2 separate regions of the Mus musculus genome follow, and region 1 is linked to region 2. A link is a loop called in an ENCODE intact Hi-C map of the cell type or tissue named here. Cell type or tissue: left cerebral cortex. All regions are shown on one strand. Links, peaks and the distances in the headings refer to the core of each region. The heading gives the core; the rest is flanking DNA.

Region 1 (8,314 bases), core at 226-8,225, 320 kb before region 2:
AAAAATGCCAGTGGCTGCCCTAAAGTAGAAAGAGACTTGAACTTTGCAAAACTCGGAGCGAATTTAGTTCCTCAAGCGGGCTCTGACAAATTGCTCCTCTCGCTATCATCTCGATGAGCAACAAAAGGTCAGCCGAGTCTCCGAGGTGGCTGCGATCCTAAGATAAAAAGCAGAGCCATTTGTGCTGCAGGTCTTCTGGAGCAAGAGTCTACTGAGGCACCAGCCACAGTGTCAGGACCTGGTACTGGCTGCCAAGCTCCTAACAAGTTGTGTCACGTGGAGAGCGGCCCTGGGTCACAGTAACCTTAGAACTCCGAGCACACTCGGATAGTTATCATAAGCACTGTCTGGTTTGTGATAAACCGTGCAAAGGAATAGCATTCTCTGCAAAAGCACTGTGCTTCTGCGTCTATCCCAGCTTAAACAAATGACCAGAGCCATAGATGTGGTAATGGGAGAAGGGAGCAGATGATCCCGATGGGAGTGGGGTGGGCCTTAGCTCTTTCTCTGAGCCCGTGACCACTTAAGCAGAATATGTTTTTGCTTTACTTTACATTCTCGGCAGCAGAGCCTCACATCCAGGCTGGCTCTCCTACATGCTCAGCGCAGGCGCCCCCTGTATCTAAATCTCTCAACGGATGGCAGTCTCTCGTACCCAATGGTCCAGAATCCCGGTGCCTCTTGACCTCTGGACACACTCAGAGGACTTTTCCTCTTGTGCTCCCAACCATACCTTGTCACACATTCATAGGTGTGCCCCTGAAAGGAGGGAAGGGCCAGCCTTCAGGGCTACCAGGGAGCGACTTTACAAAGAATGTGGGGTACTCTGAAAACTATCACCTCCCGCTTTGGCTCCAACTCACACAAGTGGCTATGTCTCTCCACTAAAAGTGGGCCCTGGTTTGTGGTCAGAGAGCTCTGAAAGTAGCCAAAGGTGTCTGCTCTCTCACTGGCTTAGGCAGGATCTTCTGGATATTTGAACTTACAGCAGCCACTTTTTTTTTAACTCCCCTGCTCCAACTGAAGAAAGTCCCAGGCTCTTCTGAGCATGGGCGCCTTCTCACCTTCCATTTCCCTTCTTCCATCCCTCACGGAGAGGTAAACACGCTGGTTTTCATTCAGCCCCATTGCACTCCGCCTCCCTAGCTAGGAGGTGCTGTAGGCTGGGTGCTCTAGAGTTAATCCTTTCTCAGAGTGCATCGCCCCCTTGTGGATTACAGTGGAAAATCATATGAGTCCTAGGCCCTGGGAGTGCAAGTCAGGGAATAAATCTCAGGTTGCTAAAATTCAGTCTTTGGTTTAGGGGCAGTAACCAAGAACTACATTTCCCCTCAGAGCCATAAATGGGAAAATGTCACTCGGCATAAGGATAAATAGTTACCAACTGGGAACTCAGGTGATAAAGTTTCTCTACTGTGGAAGGCACCTTCAGGTTTCTATTGTGTGTGAGTGTGTGTGTATGTGTACATGTGTACATGTGTGTGTGTGCATCTTTGCGTGCAGACATGTGTGTGTGCGCATGTGTGTGTTCCCTCAGCCAATGGTCACATAACTACCAGCCGAGAGCTCTCACTCCCTCTGGACCATTTATCCTCAACTCTAGAGACCTCCTGTGCCTCACAACCCTGAAAGTAAAAAGGCATAGATGATTATACTTAAAAATGAAGCCAAACTCCTGCTAGTGATAATTCTAGAGCCCTGATCTTCCAGAGAGAAAACTCTAGAGCCCGATTGGTTCACAGCAGAGTTCTCTAGTGGGTCACCGTCATGATCTGAGCATCTGAACGTCACTCTAGTGGACTGACCTTGTCCCTGAGTTGTCTCTTCCCACCTATGACTCTGTTCTCCTTCCTCTGCCTTGCTGCCCTTGGCCATGCCTGCAAATTGCATTTCTCACCACACAAATCTCAGCATTCCAACTTCGCTCCTTGAACTAAAATATGTCCCTCAAGTTCCTATACTGATGCCCCTCCTGCCATGTGATGTATTTGAAGATAGAACTTTGAAGAAGAGAACAGAGTAACCCTATTTTAAAATGGGGCACAGAGCTAAACAAAGAATTCTCAACTGAGGAATACAGAATGGCTGAGAAGCACCTAAAGAAATGTTCAACATCCTTAGTCATCAGGGAAATGCAAATCAAAACAACCCTGAGATTCCACCTCACACCAGTCATAATGGCTAAGATCAAAATCTCATGTGACAGCAGATGCTGGCAAGGATGTGGAGAAAGAGGAACACTCCTCCATTGCTGGTGGAATGGCTAGCTGGTACAACCATTCTGAAAACCAATTTGATGGTTCCTCAGAAAACTGGACATAGTACTACCTAAGGACCCAGCTATACCACTCCTGGGCATATACCCAGAAGATGCTCCAACATGTAATAAGGACACGTGTTCCACTATGTTTATAGCAGCCTTATTTATAATAGCCAGATGGGAAAGAACCCAGATGTCCCTCAATAGAGGAATGGATACAGAAAATGTGATACATTTACACAATGGAGTACTACTCAGCTATTAAAAACAATGACTTCATGAAATTCCTAGGCAAATGGATGAAACTAGAAAATATCATCCTGAGTAAGGTAACCCAATAACAAAAGAACACACATGGTATATACTCACTGATAAGTGGATATTACCCCAAAAGCTCGAAATACCCAAGACACAATTCACAGACCACATGAAGCTCAAGAAGAAGAAAGTCCAAAGTGTGGATACTTCAGTCTTTCTTAGATGCGGGGGCAAAAATTCCTGTGGGAGGATATACAGAGACAAAATATGGAGCAGAGACTGAAGGAAAGGCCATCCAGAGACTGTTCCACCTGGGGATCCATCCCATATACACTTCCCAAACCCAGACACTATTGTGGATGCCAACAAGTACTTACTGGCAGGAGCCTGATATAGCTGTCTCCTGAGAGGCTCTGTCAGTGCCTGACAAATACAGAGGTGGATGCTCTCAGCCAACCATTGGACTGAGCATAGGAGCCCCAATGGAGGAGCTAGAGAAAAGACACAAGGAGCTGAAGGGGTTTGCATCCCCATAGAAGGAACAACAATATAAACTAACCAGTACCCCCAGAGCTCTCAGGGACTAAACCATCAACCAAACAGTACACATAGAGGGACCCATAGCTCCAGCTGCATACATTGCAGAGGATGGCCTTGTCAGACATCAGTGGGAGGAGAGGCCCTTGGTCCTGTGAAAGTTTGATGCCACAGTATAGGGGAATGCCAGGACTGAGAAGCAGGAGTGGGTGGGTTGGTGAGCAGGAGGGCGGGGGGGATGGGATAGGGGGTTTTTAGAGGGGAAACAAGGAAAGGGGATAACATTTGAAATGTAAATAAAGAAAATATCTAATAAAAAAGAACTTTGAAGAGATGATTAAGGTGACAGGAACTCATTGGGGTGGAGCCCTAATCTGAAGGGAAGGAAGTCTAAGGAAAGATAGCAGCAATCTCTCTCTCCCAGGACACATAAAGCAAAGGTCAGAGTGAGGTGAGGTCTCATCAACAGCACTCTTCCGTAGCCAAGAAGGATGGCCTCACCAAAAGACCCCTCAAAGTGGTCTGGTCTTTGACATTTTTGTCTCATCAGGTTTACCTACCTGAAGGATGACCTTACACTGTCATTGGGTTCTATGCCCAAATATTCTGTCTGTGACCTAGCTTCCAACATGCCTTCCACTGGAGGCTGAGACACCCCTTAGGAGCTGAGTCTGAGTGATTTGCATGAGGTTTCTGTTTGGACCCATCCATCTTTCCTGCCCGAGAAACTCTCTTGGGGTCTTAGCTGTAACTTCCCTGTGCCCCTTTCACGATGTAACAAAGAAGACCCTTTTACAGAGTTATTACCCAACAGAAGTCCTGCCCTGACCGGAGGCGGACTTGCTCCACAGCGATTGCTGCTCTGTCTAAAGGTCCCGTTTCCTTCATGCTTGTGCACTTCCCACTACAGCTGCCCTTGCTCCTCCTTTAAGATTTCGTTTCTTTCGCTGCCTCACTTGGGGTCAGTCTTTGCTTCTTACTCTCCATCAGTTCCCCTTTGCTCTTAACCTTGAAAAACACTCCTATTAAGCTAATTCTATACTTTTTCCCTCCAAATTTTAACTTTGCCAAGTAAAAGATCAATTGTATTTAAACATATAGGCACAGAAAAATAAAACCAATGTAAGTTCTCTGTTTCTTGATTGCACCATTTTCTTAGATCCCACCAAACCCGAGCAGCTGGTTACAATTTGCTGACGCCACAAGGGGGCAGTGCAACCAAGCTGATCATCTCACCCAAGGGATTATGAAAAGAGACCTAGGAGCACAGGCAAGCAGCCTACAGAACTTTTGCCCCATCCCTGGAGAAGAGTGTCAAAAGGCATGGAGAAGAATATTGCAACAGGTATGTAGTGAATTGGTTTTCATACCTGTGAAGTGAGCTTTCACCCAACAGGGGCACCTCAGAGTTCATCCTGGCTCAGAAATCTGTTTTGATTGAAAACCAAGAGGCAGGGGCCATCCGGATAAATGGATCTTTGGGTCTAATGGGGAAACATAGATAGATAGATAGATAGATAGATAGATAGATAGATAGATAGATAGATAGATAGATAGATAGATAGATAGATAGATAGGTAGGTAGGTAGGTAGGTAGGTAGGTAGGTAGGTAGGTAGGTAGGTAGGTAGGTAGGTAGATAGATAGATAGATAGATAGATAGATAGATAGATAGATAGATAGATAGATAGATAGATAGATAGATAGATAGATAGATAGATAGATAGATAGATAGATAGATAGATAGCTGACATTAGGAAAATTGTGCCCAGGGTTCAGAAATGAAAAATAAGAGGTATAAATGCTACATGCCTTGAGAACTCAACGTTTTGTAGCCTCAGCCCAGTAATGTATAGTAGTATAATGTATAGGGGCCTAGGCATCCCACTCCTGTGCCTTCCTAACTCTATTATTAGCAAGTAGCAAAGGCTCAACTCAAATCAGAATCAGTAAACAGGGAACTTAATTGCCTCTTGCATCTGAAGTCTAGACAGCCTTATCTGGTAGAAATGTGATGCACACACATTTAAGCATTGGCAGTAGGCACATAGTTTTGAAAGTTAAAACAGCAAGGTAAAATTAATTTTTGTAATTTATTTAATCCAACATATGTCACATGATTCACGTCCAGTGTGTAACTGAAATCTTAAGACTGTTGAGATTTGTCTTCTGCTGTGTTTAAATATGGCACACAGAGTATCTTAGTTTGGGCTACGCTGCAGTTTAGAAATGCAGTTTTCCCCCAAATGTCCTAGGTTAAAGATGTAGTCCATGGGCCACTGCAATTAGAGGATGGTGTACATTTAGGAGGCAGACCCTAGAGAAGTGAGTTAGAACACTGGGGACCCACCCTTGGAAGAGCTATTATGAGCTAGCTCCCACTTCCCATGATGTGAACAGTTGCTCTCCAGCATAACTCTCTACCATAATATCCTACCTTGCCACAAAAGTTATGGAGCCCACTGACTATGCATAGAAACTATAAGCCGAAGTGTGCTTTTCATTCTCTCGGTCAGTGGTTCCCAACCTGTGGGTCCTTGAGAGTCTCAAATCAGATATTCTGTACACCAGGTATTTACATCACGTTTCATAACAGTAGCAAAGTCACAGTTTCGAAGTAGCAATGAAATAATTTTATGGTTGGGGGTCACCACAGCATGAGGAACTGAGTTAAGGGTTGCAGCATTAGGAAGGTTGAGAGCCACCGCTCTACGTTGATATTTTAGCATAGCAACAGAAAGTTGATTGATACAGACCTGGTGATATTTTGCCTAGTAGCCACGTGTATTGGTGGCAATCACATTGGACATCACAGACCTAACTCACCAAAAAAGGTGGATCCAGGAATCAAACTGTGCAACTGGGATTCTCCCCGCTTGGGTCTTTCTTTGTGTTTTGCGGCCATCCTTTTTAAAAGAGCAGATATAACTTCATTGGTCAGGAGATGTGCTCCCTCCAGGGAATCTAAATTGTATTGGGCTTAAAGCTCAGAGTCATGGAGGAAAAGAGGTCAGCTAGTGGCTGTAGTTGGCTCTGCTCATGTCACATGGCCTCCTTGAGTCCCCCAAAGACTCAACCCCAGCCCACCTTTTGCTAGTACACAAAGACTGGGCCTGGCCACAGGCTTCTCTCTGGATCTGAGGATTGAAGGAGCCACATAATACAGGAAGGTGGCTTTTCAAGGGAATAGATGTGGCAGGAAACACATACATCCATTTAACTACCACTTGTAGGTTTTAAACAGCCCCCACACCCAGACTCTACACAGGGCCAGCGTAAGGCAGTTCAGAAAGGTCGCTTTTAACACAGCTGTCCACCCAGTCAGACCTCAAGGACCAGTTCTTCTTTTTCCACCCACATCTTTGTGTCAGAGGAATAGATCTCTCACAGGATGTCCACCCCTGAATCTGCAGGGGCCACGTCTCCTCTCCCCCATACTGATCATGTCCCAGTGTGAGAACATCTAGCTCTCTACAGCCCTTGGATTTATTTGACTTTGGCCATCTGTCCTTTTTTTCCCATGCACATATTTGCTGGAGTCTCAGGACCAGGACACTTTGACTCAGCTGTTCCATTCTATTAGCATTGCCTTTATGGAGCAAGTTTAGCCTAACATTGCTTTCTCCCAACATTGAATACCAATACCGATAGCCTTGAAATCGTGACCAGCAGGAATTACAGAGTACAGAATCTATAAGCACAGATTCTGGGGCCATCCTGAAGCAAGGGTTCAAATCCCAGCTCTTCCATCTAGTCACTGTGATGCTGGGCAAGTTAGTGGATCTTTCTATGCCTTAGTTTTAACATATTCAAACGATGGACCTATTTACCAGACATGCACTGTAAATTACACATATAAACATTTGTAAAATGCTTTGTTGAGAGCCTCTACGTTTATATTATGGAAGATAGGACTGGGGAAGGCAGAGCCACAGAAGAAGGCTTCTGTGCAGAGGCTAGACCATATACCAGTGTGAAGAAGCTGGTAAGTACAAGTCTGCAAAGGGAGGTGTGATGGGTGAAAGGCTACTGATCAAGGACCACGAAAGACAGTTGACTGAAAAGGACTTCCTCTGTCTGCTGGCAGCTATGAGTGCTGGGTCAGAAGAGCATACTGTGGGGAAGAGTGGTAAGGTAAAAGTGTGGTGGTTTGAATATGCTTGGCCCCTATTAGGAGGTATGGCCTTGTTGGAGTGGGTATGGCCTTGCTGGAGTGGGTGTGGCCTTGTTGGAAGAAGTGTGTCTCTCTTGGAGTGCGCTTTGAAGGTGCTTCTGTGCTCAAGCTCCACCCAGTACAGAAGAGACAGTCTCCTGTTTGCCTTTGGGACAAGATGTAGAACTCTCAGCTCCTCTAGCATCACTCCTGCCTGGATGCTTCCATGCTTCCCACCATAAGTTTAATGTACTGAACCTCAGAACCTGTAAACCAGCCCCAAATAAATGCTGTCCTTTATATGAGTTGCCTTGGTCATGGTGTCTCTTCATAGCAATGGAAACCCTAACTAAGACAGCAAGGAAAACTGGAAGTCACAACAATCCCTCCTAGTGCATTAACCCACACAGTGCTATTGACCCTCAAAAGAAGCTGGGTCTTCACAAAAATGCACACATGCCTGGCCCAAGATTCAAAGAGGTCGAAGAGGGTACAGTGGGGGACAGAGCAGAAGCATGTCTGGTACCTGCTGGGTCCCCACAAAAGGCAAAACAGATAAACAGTAATAGTGGTACTTGTAACGCCAGCACTCAGGAAGTGCACAAGGATTGTGAGTTCAAGGTCAGCTTGGGCTACACGGTGGACCTGTCTTTATATAAAAAAAAAAATAGAAAGCATATAACCAATAGCAACATACAGTGTGGTGGCCCCAGGTTTCCACATACCAATTTTCTGCACACAAAATATTATTGTTTTTAACAGAACCATATAAAGATGTGGCTGAAAGTTTAAAGTGCTAGTGATCCCACAAAAGGAGCTGGGGTCTTCACTGAGTTACACACATGCCTGGCCCAAGATTCAAAGAGGTTGACCAGGTTATAGTGAGGACGGGACCGAAACAGAGAATGTGGCTTATAGTTTAAAACCATCCTTAGTATTGTGAATGCTACTACCATTGAGTGCATGTCTTCTGCAGATTTCATTTATTGCTAATATTACAACACTTAGCCAAATTGCCTAAGGCTGAGTAGGTGTTATGACCCACTAAGAGTCACAGAGGGCTGCTGCTCTGTTGTGTTCCCCTGTGTGCCCCATTTCAGGACACCCC
Region 2 (8,314 bases), core at 114-8,113:
AGGTCAGAGGAGAGAAATGTAAAGATATTCTTATAAGGTTCTTTTTCAATTTTATTTTACATGTATGAATGTTTTGCCTGCATACATGCATGTGCACACATTGCATCCCTGGTGCCCTCAAAGGTCAGGAGAGGGCATCTGATCTGGCAATGGAATTACAGGTGGTTGTGAGCTGCAGGTTGTGAGTTCTGGAAACCAAAGTTGAATCTTCTGCCAAACTGTTGAATGCTGTTATCCGCAAAACCATCTTTTTCAGCCCCTATTGTAAGACTCTCATGCTATATAGTACATAGCAAAATTCCTACACTATACATATGTAATACTTTAAGATATGATATATCATAATATAAGCTTTCGAACAGCCACTAAAATGACAAAATTGCTACCAGTAGTTGGGTCAGGTCCCTGGGATTGCCAAGTTCTTGGCCTTTTATTCAAAGAATTGAAATCAAAGCACACACAAGTTTGCAAAAGTAGCAAGGAAGCTATACTTAATGTGAAGTGATAGAAAAGGTCAGAAGACAGTGCAAGAGACCAGTGGCCACATGAGCCCAGGTACTGAAGAACTCCTGTTTATGTGTGGGGCTGGCTTCCTTTTATGGAGCTCAGTAAAACTTTAGTTATTAAGGGGTATAGTGAGAATTATTCTCTCCTCTTACTGATAGATTAGGTTATGTAATGAGTTTTCTGTGGTATGCTCCCCGTCCCATAAGTCGTCTGATTTTAATCATAGGCATGCCTGAGTATGCATAGGTGTATGTGTAGGTATATGTGTAGGTATATGCACAGATATATGCATAGGTATCGGATGGTAATTAGGAGATTCTCCCCTAAAAGTTCACTCGAGGACACAATTTTGCTTAATTGTGAATGAACCCAAAACCAGTTCAGACCAGATCTGTATCTCCATACTTTGTACCCAGATACATTGGAAATGTATTTGAATAAAAACTGCCTTTCGTGATCGAAGTGCAGAAAATAATGGGACCCTAAATCATGAATCCACTCCCAAGGCTCGGGGACCATCACTGAAGATGGAGGAGAAAGACTGTAAGAGTCAGAAGTTTGAGAGAACAAGCGCAGACCACTGTCCTCTGGACATGACAGGACCTCTGTCTGCACTCATGAACTTATGTGGTTATCCACCCAAAGCCCACACAGGACCAAACCAGTCAACATAGCAAGGAAGCAGAAGGGCTCATGAGCTCCCACCACTCATCAAGAAACTATCAACACCTGGTAGCATCTAGGGGAAGAAAGGTAGTTTTACTTAAGAGTCTGGAGCCATGCGCAGTTGACCATGTGACAGCCCCTAGAGCAGAGGTTCTCACCTACCTAATGCTGTGACCCTTTAATACAGTTCCTCGTGTTTTGCAGACCCCTAACCATTCTGTTGCTGCTTCATAGCTGTAATTTTGCTACTGTTATGGGTGTTAATGTAATTATCAGCACTTTCCAATGGCCTTAGGTGATCCTGTGAAAGGGTCCTTTGACCTCCAAGGGGTCGAGACCCACAGGTTGAGAAACATTGATCTAGGGCCCCCACATAGGGGATGAATATTATCAAAATATATTGTGTGAAAGTGCTAAAGAATTGATTTTAAAAATGTTTCTGAAAGTTGTCCTCTGGCTTCTGCATAGGTGCCATGCCCTTTTCCCCAACACATGCCATCACTGCCATCCACATACAAAGAAATGAAATGTAATTATAAGTTTTTAGAATGAAACAGGAACTATAGATCAACAGCAGAGTGTGTGTCTAGCATACTCAAGTCCCTGGATTCAATCTTTAGATGGGGCGGTGAAGGGAGAGAGAGAAAGAGGGAGGAAGGGTGGCGAGGGAGGAAGGGTGGCAAGGAAGAAAGGAGGGAGGGAGAGAGAGCACCACATATACATAGACACAGACACAGAAAGGAAGAAAGAAAATGAAAGGCCAGTTTTTGCTGTTGTCTTCAAAATCAAGCAAAAACAAACAAAATACCTCAAAGTGAAGATTATTACCTTATTATCCTTAATATAAGGATAAATAGATTGTTTTATACCAGTAAAAGATGAGTCAGCTCTTAAGGGTAAAAAATCTAAAATATTAATAAACCAATAACAGACCCTCAGTGCATACACAGTTTTTTAAAAATCCTGTGAGATATGTGCTAAGAAATGGGCCCATCCACAGTTACAGCCAGAGATGAAATATTCTAGTATCAATAACCCAGAACTCTAGATCTTGGATCCCCCACTCCCTCTAGAACTATAAACTGAAGCAAACCTCTTTTCTTTCTATGTAGGTGTCCTATGTAGCAGCAGAGCATTAACAAACCCCCCACTAATATTGACCAAACAGGAATTTAAAATTGCCAGACACGGTGGCACACACACCTTTAATCCCAGCACTTGAAAGCCAGGTGGCTCTCTCTGAGTTCAAAGCCAGCTTGGTTTACATAGCAAATTCCAGGCCAACCAGAGCGACATTGTGAGACCCTATCTCAAAATAAAAAAAAATAATAAAAATAAATAAAATAAAAACACACATGGCGAAGAGGAAATGGAAAGGCATTATCAGAGGCTGAAGTTCCTGTCATTCACAGCGGGGAGTTAACAGACAGTGAGGCAGTTCCACCAGGAAACTGACGTCAGCGATGCCTGCACAGGCATTACAACCGCAAGGCTAATCACCCAAGGAACTGAAAAGGACCTCTGAACAAGAAAAAATGTCCCCTTTACTACTTGATGGTATTTTGGTTGTGAGCCTAGCCTTTAACGGCTGAGCCATCTCTCCAGCCCTATTTGATGGTATTTTGTACTTTCCGAATTCTTTAGCCAAACATATGTATTGCTTTTAAAAATAAATGCCCCTTGTTTGGTTTTATCATTTTCCTGTTGCTTAATTTTAGATTTAAGACACATGGGGAAAGTTTAATATGTCTATTTTTAAAAGTTTTATGGTCTGTACATTTATCCTTTCCAGACAAAGCTCTGCCACTTCACAGTCTGACTCTACACGGCGTTTTCCAAAGAAACACTAAACCACATCCAAAAATAACAGAAAGGCAATTTAAATCTTCATCTCCGTACCACGGAAACATCAAAGGAGGATTCATTTCGTTAGACAGAACAAAATTGCTTAAAATCCCCTCTCCGACTGTCTCTCAATACCTCACGCCATATGGGAGATGATCAATCTTTCCCCTACTCCTTGTTGGGGAAAGCCAGTATGATGTGATAGTCCTTCCAAGGGAAAGTCTAACTTGAAATTTAAAAACCTACCCTAAATGCCTGAGATTTATCCTGCTGGTTTTGAGATCTCTAGCAAAACCCTTGTTTCCTGCTCTGGACATCCTAAAGTAGGTTTTATTCGTCTTTTCGTTCTCAGAACTAAGTGCCCCCGCCTCCGTAGTAGAGCTACACTGATAGCGGTGTCTCTCATACCAAATGCACACTGAAACTGTGAGTTTGGAATATTTGAATTTGGAACATTTGGAATACAGCTTTTATGGGAATGGGAGTGGGCGTGGGTGAAAAGGAAGGAAACGAATGTTTACTGAGTATCTACCGCGGGGCAGACTCAATGCCTGTGTGGTGTGACGTGTCTCTTGGTGTTCTGTTCTGGCTCAGTAATTCCCAAGTGGAGCATGAAAGGTACACACGGAGAAGTACAGAAAGTTCAAATGAGCCCCCGTGGAGCTCCGATGCTCTCCACTGTATGTGCGAACACACACACTATAAAACCTTCCTCTACCCTTAGCGCACATAAAAGGGAGACACGAGACGCTTTGCCAAGAAGGCTGCATCTGCAACCCTGCTTGGACTATAAACGTTAAAGATGAGAAAGGAAGATAAATAACTTCATGGAAACTCTGGGGTGGGTGTGCAGATGGCTCTGTGTAAACATGTGTATGCTACACGTGTATTTATAACAAATACAGATTCAAAGATGCCCACTAGATGGCAAACCCACATCTCAAATGTTAGTGTTGACTGAGATTTCCCCCTTCTGGAGGTCTGGGGAATTTTAAGAACTCAAGCCAAATTCCTGAAAGGCCGAAATATTGTATATAGTTTAAGACTACACAAATAAACTCTGGGATGGTGATCTTACAGATAATTTCTAGGAATACAGGGTAAAATTACATCACCTCTTAACTCTACAGCTACTCATGGACATGCAAACAGGCAGTATTAATATAGATGGATTCCCTCAGCAAACCATCTATGATTGTGGGACTAAAGCAAGTGACGAGAGGTAAAGATGAGATTCCAAGCAGCCTCTCTCCTGGGCTGAGATACTGAGCCAGGGTGTGCTTCCTGCCTCCTGTCTCACTGAGGCAAGTGGGGAGGAGCTATGAAGAAGCTACTATTGCCCCACACCTTCTTGCCTTCCTCCTCACCACCCAGGTTTAGCTGACCCCGCGCTACAGGACCTAGTCTGGACTCAACTCTGTAACACATTATCGAATCCTATCTAGTTCCTCCCTCCACACAAGCAAGATTTGCCAGCAGTCTCGCCCATATCCTGTACAGACTTGAGCAAACCCTGGTCTCATACGCCCCTGAGTATATCTTTAGAATTCTTGCCTTGCAACCAAGGGGAGTGTGTTAACCACGTGGAGGTTCACTGAGCTAGTTAAAGCATATCAAAACATAAAGGTTGCGAGTGTGTGTCTTTTAATTCGAGAATCCAGAGAACTCTGGTGGGTAGCGAGAAGCGTGACCACCACCACCACCACCGGGAGCTCAGTGCGGTTTAATAATTTACTGCTACGCACCAGACACTCTGACTTTGGGACTTTGGTACATCCAGCTTGCCATCAATCTCACAGTATGCTGCACATCCCACCAGTGGAGGGATGATGCTGTCTTCCAAACTCCACATGTCCACATCAATCCCAAGGTAGACATAGGGAATGCGCTCCACTGTGTTTGTCAGTGTTCTGTTGCTGTGACAAACATCGGAGAAAGTTATCTTAAAGAAAGGTGTGTCCCGTCCACCCAAATTATAGAGGCGTAAGTTCATGGTCTGCCGGCTTCGCTGAATGTATGCTGAGGTAAGACAGGGACGTCATGGTGGAAGGGTACGATTAAAGTCAAGCTGCTCACTTTATTCCAAGCAGATTGGGGAGTGGGCAAGCCTGGGGCAGGGATGACTTTCAAAGGCTTGCTTCTAGTAGTCATTTTCCAGATAGGCCTCACCACTAATCACGTGTTTAACAATGGATTCACCAAGTAATGGTGAACACCAATGAACAATGGATTGATGAAGTTACAAGCCTGCTGATCCAATCACCTCTCAGTAGTGTCACCAGCCAGTGACACTTCTTCTCTACATAAGAACCTTCACTATATAAGCCTTATATATGTATAAACCGTAATGGTCTGTGAATGTATTGACAGGCCAGTCCAATCAATGAATAAATACGAAATACAAATACATTTCACAGACTTCCAAAAATCTGTGTTCAGGCCCTGAGATAGAGGAAGAAGATAACTCACCAAATCTGTCACGGAGAAGTGGAAGCCTATGGTGACTCAGGGAGTCAGAAGGAGGCACTGGGCTGTTCCAGGGGCTCTGCAGAGCCTCCCTTTCTCTGGTTCCCAAACAAACACCTTGGTGTCCTTCAAAATGTGATAGTTCCCTTTGTTGCAGGTACCCGCAGTCACTGACGTCTTAAAAATACTAGATAGGAATGTGCAATATTATTGTTACAAAAATGTTCTATTCTAGAATGTATTTGGTGTTATCTTACCGTTCCTAATTTATAAACTGAATCTGCACCTGGGTATGCATATACAGAAAACGACATTGTATGAAAGGTTTGATACAGTGTGACAAGTCCTGCAGTTTTAAGTCTCCATTGAGATCTTGAAGCATCTTCCTGTGGATTAAAGGGGAGCACAGTATGTGAAACGGTCCTTGACTTCCCACAGCCCACTGTCTCCTACAACCACAGGGACCTCTGTCTATTTACAGAAGTCCTCCTTGACCACCCTGGAGCTGCTTGCTAAGACGAATGTTTGTGTACAGTTGTTTAGCTATCATCCCAGCTGCAGCTATAGATACTGCCTGGAGACTGCACCAGGAGAGAGCTTCCATAACAAAGCACGGCAAACTGAGTTTAAACAAAAACACTACGTTGTCCTACCACTGCAGATTCTAGAAATCTAAGGTTAAGGTGCCCTTATGAGGATTCGCTCTGTCTCACACTCTTCTCAAGTTTCTGGTGGCTTTCTGGCCATCTTCAATGCTCTTTGCTGTCTCCATCACTGTTCTACTGCTGTCAAGAGACACCGTGACAAAGGCAATTCTTATGAAAGAAATCATTTATTTGGGGGCTTGCTTGCAGTCTCAGAAGCTTAGTCATTTACCATCATGGCAGGGAGTGTGGCAGCAGGAATGGCAGGTGTGGTGCTGGAGAAGCAATTGAGAGCTACATCCTGATCTGTAGTGTGTGTGTGTGTGTGTGTGTGTGTGTGTGTGTGAGAGAGAGAGAGAGAGAGAGAGAGAGAGAGAGAGAGAGAGAGAGAGAAGGGGGGTGGGCGGGGGGAGGGGGGCTGGGCCTGGTGTAGGCTTGTGAAACCCCAAAGTCCATCCCCAATGACACTCTTCCTCTAATAAGCCTGCCCACACCTCTTAATCATTCTAATCCTTTCAAATAGCACCACTCCTTGCTGACTAAACACTCAAATATATTAGCCTGTGGAGCCCATTCTTATTCAAACCATCACAGTTGCCCTGCTGAAGCATCATTCTAATTACTTACATCCCTACATGGCATCTTTCCTGCATACAAACTTCCTGCTTCTATAAGCATGCCTGACATACTGGATCAGACCTGTTCCAGTTAACTGACTCTGGACTGCACCATGACCATTCTATTTCAAATAAAGTCACATTCTGAATTACTAGAGGTTAGGAGTTCAGCAATTTTGGAAGAGTATAATTCAACTTAACACAGGCTGTATTTTCTAAGGGAGAAAGTAGAATACACCCTCTAGTTTGAAAATAGGACAGAATATTGGCACTGAGACTGTGGGGGGCAATCTTATCTCAGAAAGGATTTTACAATACCTATAAGAAGATCCCAAATTATAGAAGCTCTGCCTAACGTGTAATATTAGAGTCCAAATCTGTAGATATTTTAAAAATAGAAAGGACTCCTATAAAAATCAAATGAATATGCAAAACATAGAGACACAGACGTGAATACTGATATGTACACACACATGCACCCACACACACATATACACACATATACACACATATACACACATACATCTTTGGAAAAGTCACAAGCATATCAGACTGTGTATATTTGACTAGCTTCGTTTAGGTTCCGTATGAAGGGATCAATACTTGTGTAGAAACCATTGAAAACTCAGAACATTTAAACTTTTTTTTTTCAAATGTGATTTTGGTTAACTGGTACCACTGCCCCCAAACTACTCTACAGCTTTGTGAATGTGTGTGTGTATGTGTGGTGTGTGTGTATATGCATCCAAGAGGCATAATGAGAAACAGCAGGAATACCAGCCCAATTGAAAATGTTCTCAGATGACGCCGGGCATGATGGCACACGCCTTTAATCCCAGCACTCAGGAGGCAGAGGCAGGCAGATTTCTGAGTTTGAGGCCAGCCTGGTCTGCAGAGTGAGTTCCAGGACAGCCAGGGCTACACGGAAAAGCCCTGTCTCGAAAAACCAAAAAGAAAGGGAAAAAAAAGAAAAGAAGCTATGACCAAAGCCACTCCCAAAACACCTAGGAAAGGCATTCTCCTTCCTGTCAGGACTCTGCTCTGTGAAGGGACTCTCTTATCCTTTCTGAAAATCCCACTAGGTTCTAGCCACTTAAATATAAAGTGTATTATCTAAACTTGCATTGGAACTGAGGAAGGTATAAATAAATGAATAAAAATTAAAATGCTTAAAGCTTACGAACTGGCTCCTATGGGACTGGGCGGGGCAGGGGGAGAAGACACACATGCAAACTAGATGAGCTGCAAGAAGCAGAAGATTCACTGAGTAAAGGAAACAAACAAACAAGAACAACAACAACAACAACAAAACACAAACAAAATTTAAAAAGCACTCATCTGTGTATGTAGGACCTGTGTAGGTATAGACTAATGCGAAGGCCTTTCCAAACTCTTTTATAATACTCATACCAACTCTACGAGGTATTCCCACCATCCTTACTAAAAATGAGAACACCCCGGCTCAGCAAGGTTAGAAAATTTGCCCAATCAGATCCTGGGGCAAAAAGTCGCAGTGTCTGATCTAGAACCCAGGTCCACCTCGGAGCAGCAACCTGGGCTGGAGAGGGT

The links. Peaks named below come from ENCODE experiments on the same cell type or tissue, not always from the same donor. Only the 100,000 strongest peaks of a DNase experiment are listed, where the experiment ranks them.
Region 1: it touches region 2 in a loop (3-fold over the local background); 5 of 42 quality-filtered maps call a loop at or near these places.

Annotation. Positions count from the first base shown.
Region 1 is chr16:39,049,114-39,057,427 of GRCm38, reverse strand. No RefSeq gene overlaps it. Among named protein-coding and RNA genes, the nearest start is that of Gm36585, 63 kb to the left of the region's middle. In left cerebral cortex, for the core only: CTCF peaks have their summits at 1,211 (motif pointing left) and 4,250 (motif pointing right); DNase peaks (open chromatin) are centred at 1,200 and 4,266.
Region 2 is chr16:38,725,423-38,733,736 of GRCm38, reverse strand. No RefSeq gene overlaps it. Among named protein-coding and RNA genes, the nearest start is that of B4galt4, 13 kb to the left of the region's middle. In left cerebral cortex, for the core only: a CTCF peak has its summit at 3,964; DNase peaks (open chromatin) are centred at 2,635, 3,552, 3,917 and 4,549; H3K4me3 peaks cover 605 bases; H3K27ac peaks cover 803 bases.